2 separate regions of the Homo sapiens genome follow, and region 2 is linked to region 1. A link is a contact called in ENCODE Hi-C or POLR2A ChIA-PET data. All regions are on one chromosome and are shown on one strand. The core of a region is the stretch at or near the end of the contact, and the rest is flanking DNA. Distances in the headings are between cores, read along the strand shown.

What was found. Hi-C counts contacts between places; a loop is a spot of excess contacts on that map. ChIA-PET counts read pairs that join two places held with the same protein, here RNA polymerase II (POLR2A). Pooled maps may share reads with other maps.
Region 2: a map of mammary epithelial cell shows a loop between it and region 1 (8-fold over the local background). The contact joins two enhancer-like sites. A Hi-C loop is called at or near these places in 6 of 168 maps with a recorded cell type or tissue (DLD1, GM12878, PC-9 and 3 more), 1 of 37 single-sample maps with no recorded cell type and 8 of 50 pooled maps. POLR2A ChIA-PET finds 5 or more read pairs at or near these places in 4 of 52 experiments (activated naive CD4-positive, alpha-beta T cell, activated naive CD8-positive, alpha-beta T cell, naive thymus-derived CD4-positive, alpha-beta T cell and 1 more).

Annotation. Positions count from the first base shown.
Region 1 is chr3:46,087,292-46,091,125 of GRCh38, forward strand. No RefSeq gene overlaps it. Among named protein-coding and RNA genes, the nearest start is that of XCR1, 62 kb to the left of the region's middle. RefSeq lists an enhancer at 2,208-2,257. Within about 2 kb of position 2,585, at least 16 of the 41 ENCODE cell types and tissues checked have a DNase peak (open chromatin) inside an H3K27ac peak, as active enhancers do; they include PC-9 and mammary epithelial cell, where a contact is called at or near this core.
Region 2 is chr3:46,125,801-46,129,634 of GRCh38, forward strand. No RefSeq gene overlaps it. Among named protein-coding and RNA genes, the nearest start is that of CCR1, 81 kb to the right of the region's middle. Within about 2 kb of position 1,876, at least 4 of the 41 ENCODE cell types and tissues checked have a DNase peak (open chromatin) inside an H3K27ac peak, as active enhancers do; they include PC-9 and mammary epithelial cell, where a contact is called at or near this core.

The DNA.
Region 1 (3,834 bases), core at 1,335-3,834:
TGGAATTTCAGGTGAGGTTCAGCTAGGTAGTTCTTCTGTTCGTTTCTTCCGTGGCTCAGCTTGAAGGTTCAGGAAGAATTCAGTCATGTCTAGTGCTTCAGGTTCCTCCATGTGGACTTTTTTTCTTCATGTGGTTTCTCATCATTTGCTTGTCTAGCCCAAGCTTTACAGTCAGCAGCTGGCTTCCTAGAGACCACCAGCATCACTTCTGCCACATTGTATTTGTCCAAGTTAATCACAAGGTAACCCTAGATTCAAAGGAAGGGAAGTAAACTCCAGATCTTGATGGGAAGACAGCAGGCATGCATGTAGAGGGATGGGAAGAACTATTGATGGCCATATGCCCATTTAATAGATGCGGAAACTGTGTCTATTTATCCCAGCCAACAAGAGGCAGAGTGAGGACTAGAACCCAGGCTGTTGGGTTCTATGGTCTATGCTTTAAGCTATTACGTCATGTTCTACTTTCATTGTATCCCCTATGCCTCACTAAGTCTCAGCTATAAAGACAGAACTCTTTTGTGTGATAGTTCACAATCCAAAGGCACTTTTCAGAGAAACCGATGTCATGAAAAACACAGGGTTCAGGAGAGGCCCAGTGGTCTCATGGTTTTTTCTCTCACACTCCCTCCTTTCTCCATCACTCTCCCAATCACACTCTAGCTGAACTGACCCCTTTGCTCCCCCAAATATGCCTGTGCTTTCCAGTGTTCTGCTCATTTAATACATTGGTCTCTCGTATTTTTCTGTTTTGTCCACTAGAGAGAGGTCTTCTCTTCTTAAAGACAATTCCTCCTCCTGCTTCACAGCCTAGCAGCCACTGCGCTGTGGAAATGTGGTTGGTCTGAATTGAGGTGTGCTTACATACAAACCATACGCCAGATATTGAAGACTTAGTACAATAAAGAGAATGTAAAACATCTTATTAATACATGCAATCAGTTGATTACATGTTGAAATGATATTTTAGATCTATTCAATAAATAAAAGATAATATTAAAATTAATTTCACATTTATTTATTTACTTATTACCAACTCGGTCTTACTCTGTCACCCAGGCTAGAGTGCAGTGGCATGATCTGGCTCACTGCAGCCTCAAACTCATGAGCTTTAGCAATCCTCCCACCTCAGCCTCCTGAGTAGCTTGGACTCCAGATGCCCACCATCACACCTGGCTAATTACCTATTTATTTTTAGATTTAAAAAAATGTAGCTACCAATTTTTTTTTTTTGAGATGGAGGCTCACTCTGTCACCCAGGCTGGAGTGCAATGGCACGATCTTGGTTCACTGCAACCTCTGCCTCCGTCTCCCGGGTTCAAGTGATTCTCCTGCTTCAGCCTCCTGAGTGGCTGGGATTACAGGTGTGTGCCACCACGCCCAACTAATTTTTGTATCTTTAGTAGAGACGGGGTTTTACCATATTGGTCAGGCTGGTCTTGAACTCCTGACCTCGTGATCCGCTCCCCCTCGGCCTCCCAAAGTGTTGGGATTACAGGCGTGAGCCACCGCGCCAGGCCTAACAGAAATTGAAAATTGCATATGTGACTCACTTTATATTTCTATTGGACAGCACTGGTGTAGGGGATGCCTCCTCATGGCAAACTCCAAGGTAACTCTGAAGAACCCTAAGGCTCCAAGGAACCCAGGCTGAAAACCATTAGGTTGATTTGACTCATGAGGAAACTGAGGCTGGAATTGGCCAACAACTTGTTCATGGCTATCGAAGTGGTAGAATGTTGAATTTACATGAAAACCCAGATGTTCTATGCCCTGTTTGTTTTTTTCTCTCCTATCCTGGAGGTGCTTGGATACCATGTGAGGATGTAGGCACAAGCCACTCTGCTGGGCCTTTGAGGTCCTTCATCAGAAAGCTTCACCATCTCAAGTCTGTCTTGGCTGGAGACCCTGGAGACAAGCAGTGACTGCTCCGCCCTTCTTGCCCTCTTGTCTTAAACTACCCTTTTGACTTGCCCAATCCCAGTCCTGCTCCCAGGACCATAGTAACTCTTGCTGGAATAAGTCCAATCTAGTTGGAAGGATGAGAAAACAGAGACAGCTTGGCTTTGTCACTCGCTGACCCCATGACCACAACACTCAGCTCACTGCTGAGCACTCACATAGCCCAGGCCTCTCTTGTGCATGGGTGACTGGTATCCACATGGCCAGTGACTCACATGGGAACTGAAAGCTCCCTTTGGTGGGGCAACTTCTCTAAAGTAGCCCCATGAATCAGCAGTGTGGGGTGCTGGAAAGCAAGGGCTGACCCTGACTTGCAGTCAGTCAGGGACCCTGAGCAGAAGCCCCTGCATCACAGGCTTCCACCACAGCCCGGAAGAGTTGCAGCACTGTGGGCCAGTGGTAGTTCCATGTATAGCACGAGTGGAGGCCCAAGATGCATGTGCATGTATGGGCCTAAGAGGTCTCCATGAATTGTTTCTCTGGGTGGTAGAGAACCCAAGCAAGTGGGAGCCAAGAGTATCTACCCCCGTCCCTGACTCTGTTTCCTGTGAGAGGGGCTGTGTTGGCCCAGGCCTGAGTGTGCCAGGGTTGCTTGGGCAACCACTGCCCCATGCCTGCAGTCTCATCTCTCCTTCTGAAGCCAAATCAGAGAAGTGCAGACTCATGGGGCTATGAGGAAACCCATGTTGTGTGGATCAGCAGTCACAAGGTGAAGGCTCTCTTCCCACTTCTTCCGCAGCTCTAGCTGTGTGGCTTTGAGCTAGTTGCTATATGTCTCTGAGACTTCATTTCTAATTTATGTAATAGGTATATTAATGTTAGTTATACTTTGCTATATAAACAAATCAAGACTTCGTGGCTTAAACAATAAACATTTCTTATACAGTTTCTGTGGGTCAGGAATTTGGGAGTGACTACACAGGGTGGTTTCAGCTTAGGGTCTTTCAGGTATGGAGTTCCTTTGACAAGGTACCTGGCTTCCTCCAGAGTGAGCGATCTAAGACAGCAAGACAGAATTCACACTGTCTTTTATGACTAACCTTTGAAGTCAAGTTCTGTCATTTCTACACTACCCTATTAGTCACAAAAGTCAATGCTATTCAAGGATGGTGCAAACGACTGTGGGCCGTCTGAGGCTGGCTAGCACAATGGAGTTATTAATATCTGCCCTGCCCATCTTACAGAACCATTGAGAGGTTTGGTTTGCACACCCACAGCAAGGAAAATCAGCACCCAGAGGATGCATCTGTGAAGAGTCAAGGCAGCATCTGCTAAAAACAGCTGGTGAAGGGGCTTCTGGGGCTGGAGCCTGGAGACATCAGAAGAAGCTCCGTGAGGAACACGGGGAGAGTCAGCTGTGAAGTTTGGCAGCTCAGAAGCCTTCCTAATGGGAGAGTGGCAAGGTTCCATTGAAGATGGGCATGTGGGATGGGAGAAGTCGCTGTGGTCATTTTTGGAAAATACAGTCTCTCATAAAGGACCAGAGTAATCTCCCATATTTGAAGGCCTGTATTGAGTCATGATTGAATATTTTACTATCTAAGTTAAATAATCTAATTCCAAAGGGTCAAAGACAATTTAGAGTTTGATAGAACCTTGAAGATGCTCTGGTTTAGTCATTGGATTGTAAGATGAAAAACCCTGAGCTCTCAAGAGTTGAAATGGCTTGCCCAGTTTACCTAGCTGGCCAGAGGCACAGCCTCATGGAGAATCCCAGGCTCCTGCTCCCCCTTGCTCCAGCCCACCCTTGGGGAACTCTGATGGTCGCCTCACTGGAATCACCCCCCTTCTTTCTTCCAACAGGCTGATTTTGTTCAGGTATTCACCCTGCCCAAATGGCTTATGTGCTCCAAGGGAAGCTGACCGTGCCAT
Region 2 (3,834 bases), core at 626-3,125, 38 kb after region 1:
AAAGATCAACGACAATCTTTGCTAGATTGGCAAAGATAAAAAAGAAAGAAGACTCTCAAATAACTAATATCAGAAATGAAAATGGAGACATTACTACTGATTTTAACAGAAATAAAAGAGATCATAAGAAAGTACTATGAACAATTATATGCCAACAAATTGTATAACCTAGATGACATGGACAAATTCCTAGGAACAGTTTCCATCAAACTGAATTGTGGAGAAATAGAAGATCTGAATAAACCTATAATGAGTAAGGAGATTAATTCAATAATCGAAAACCTCCTAACGAAGACAAGCCCCAGACAGTTGGCTTAACTGGTGAGTTCTAATGACATTTAAAGAATTAATAGCCATCCTTCTCAAACTCTTCCAAAAAGTTGAAGAGGAAGGAACAGTTCTTAACTCATATTTGTGAAGCCAGATAAACATATGAAAAGAAAACTACAGACTGATATCCTTTATGACTATTGATGCAAAACTCAACAAAACACAACAAAATTCAGCAGCAAATTAAAAGGGTTATACACCATGACCAAGAAGGATTTATCCTTGAATGTAAGGGTGGCTCAACACACAAAAATAAATCAAGGTAATACATGACATTAATAGAATGAGGAAAAAAAAATGAATGATCCTCTCAATTATTCAACATCTGACAAAATTCAACACCCTTTCATAATAAAAGACACTCAACAAAATAGGAATAGAAGGAAAATACCTTAGTATAATAAAGGTCATATGTGAAAGAAAACCCACAGCTTATATAATACTCAATGGTGAAAGAATGAAATCTTTTTCTCTAAGATCAGGAATGAGACAGGGGTGCCTGCTCTCACCACTTCTATTCAATATAACATTGGAAGTCTTAGCCAGAGCAACTGGAATGAAAAAGAAATAAAAGGCAACCAAATCAGAAAGGAAGATGTAAAATTATCTCTGTTCACAGATGACATGATCATATATGCAGAAAATCCTAAAGATTCCACCAAAAGCACCTGTTAGAACTAATACATAAATTCAGCAAAGTTGCAGGATACAAAACCAATACCCCAGAATTCGTTGAATTTCTATGCACTAACAATGAACAACCTGAGAAGGAAATTAAGAACACAGTTCCATCTACAATAGCATCAAAAAGGCTGAAATACTTAGAAATAAACTTAACCAAGGAGGTAAAAGACTTGTATATTGCAGATCACAAATATTGCTGAAAGAAATTAAAGAAGTCACAAATAAATTGAAAGACATCCTGTGTTTACAGATTGGAAGACTTAATATTGTTAACTATTAGTATTACAAAACAATCTACAGAGTCAATGCAATTTCTATCAAAATCCCAATGACTATTTTGTGGAAATAGAAAAGTTCATCCTAAAATTCATATGGACTCTCAAGGAAACCCAAATAGCCCAAATAGAAATAAAAACAAGGTTGGAAGTCTCACGCTTCCTAATTGCAAAACTTACTACAAAGATATAGTAATCAAAACAGAATGGTAATAGCATAAACACAGACATGTGGACAAATGCAATAGAATAGAGGGCCCACGATTAAACTCTCATAATTTTTGACAAGAGTGCCAAGGCCATTTGTTATAGACTAAATTATATTCCCTCAAAATTCATATGTTGAAATTCCAACCCCTGTTATCTTAGAATGTAACTATATTTGGAGAGAAAGTCTAAGAGTTGGTTAGGTTAAAATGAGGCTGTTAGGACTGAGTGTTAATCTAATGTGACTGGTGCCCTTATAAAAGAGAGGAACAGACACCTGGAGCATGTGTGTACAGAGGAATGACCAGGGGGAAAGGAAACAAGACATCAGCCATCTGCAAGCCAAGGAGAGAGGCCTCAGAGGAAACCAGGACCTTGATCCTTGATTTTCAGCCTGCAGAACTGTGAGGAAATACATTTCTGTTGTTTGAGTCACCAGCCTGTGGTATTTTGTTAGAACAGCTCTAGGCAACTAGTATACTGTTCAGTGGGGGGAAAGAATAGTCTTTTCAACAAATGGTCTTGGGAAAACTAGATATTATCCACATGCAGAGGAATAATGAAGTGGGGCCCCTGTGTTACACCATATACAAAAATTAACTCGCAGTGGATCAAAAACCTAAATGTAAGAGCTGATCTATAAAACTATTTGAAGAAAACAACCAGCCGGGCACGGTGGCTCACACCTGTAATCCCAGCACTTTGGGAGGCAGAGGCGGGAGGATCATGAGGTCAGGAGATTGAGACCATCCTGGATAACACGGTGAAACCCCGTCTCTACTAAAAAAAATACAAAAAGTTAGCTGGGGGTGGTGGCGTGTGCCTGTAGTCCCAGCTACTTGGGACGCTGTGGCAAGAGAATGGCATGAACCTAGGAGGCAGAGCTTGCAGTGAGGGGAGATCACACCACTGCACTCCAGCCTAGACAACAGAGTGAGACTCCATCTCAAAAACAAAAACAAAAACAAACAAACAAAAAACAACCAAATAACCTGATTCAAAATTGGGCAAAGGACTTAAATCGATATTTCTCCAAAGAAGAGATACAAATGACCAGTAAGCCCATGAAGAGATGTTCAACATTCCTAATCATTAGGGAAATGAAAATCAAAACCACAAGAAAATACCACTTCACACCCAATAGTATGGCTTTTAGCAAAAAAGAAATACACACACACACACACACACACACACGCACATACACACACCAGAAAATAAGTGTTAGAGAGTATGTGAAGAATCTGGAACCCTTGCGCACTGTTGGTGGGATTGTAAAATGGTGCAGAGGCTATGGAAAGCAGTATGACAGTTCCTCGAAAAATTAAAAATAGAATTTTCATGTGATCCAGCAATTCCAATTCCGGATATACACCCAAAAGATTTGAAAGGAAGGACTCAAACAGATATTTGTACTCCCAAGTTTATAGTGCATTATTTGCAATAGCCAAAAGGTGAAAACAACCCAAATATCTATAGACAGCTGAATGGATAAACGAAATGTGGTATATAGGTACAATGGAATATTATTCAGCCTTAAGGAAATTCTGACACTTACTTCAACATGGATGAACCTTGAAGACATTACACTAAGTGAAATAAGCCAGTCACAAAAAGAGAAATACTGTATGTTTTCACTTACATAAGATAACAAGAATAGTCAAATTTACAGAAGCAGAAAGCAGAATAGGGGTTGCCAGGGGCTGGAGGGAGGGAGGAGTTAGTGCTTAATGGGTACAGAGTTTCAGTTTGGGAAGATGAAAAAGTTCTGGAGATGGAAGGTAGTGATGGTTGTGTGATATGAGAGTACTTAGTGCCTCTGAACTGTACCCTTAAAATGGTTTAAAATGGTACATTTGATTATATATATATATATATATATATATATTACCACATTAAAAAACCTGGAAATTTGGGGCATTATATATTATGAGACTTTGGAACTTTTTTAAACCTGCTGGCTTTGGAGGGGAAGGGAGCTGGCTTTGGAGGGGAAGGGAGGGTGCTGCCGGGTTTGTACAAGGTAGAAGTTCTGTTCATGGCCCAAAATGGCAGAGCCAGTACTTGACACCATGGCTTCTAATGATAGATCTAGCTCTCTCGGATACCGAGGGCCAGCTGACGTTAGACATCATGGATTTGTGTTTTCCCTACACCTGGATGAATTTCTCTAGCAGGTTGGGCACAAAACTAGAGAAATGGGATTGCGAGACAGGGTCAAGGTTGGGTTCTTCCAGGCAGGCATCTCAGAAGAGCATACCTGGAGTATGTTCAGGGAGTGTCCAGGGGTAATGAGGCCATACCCACCTCACGTGTGGTCAATGGAGTGTACTGGTAAGGA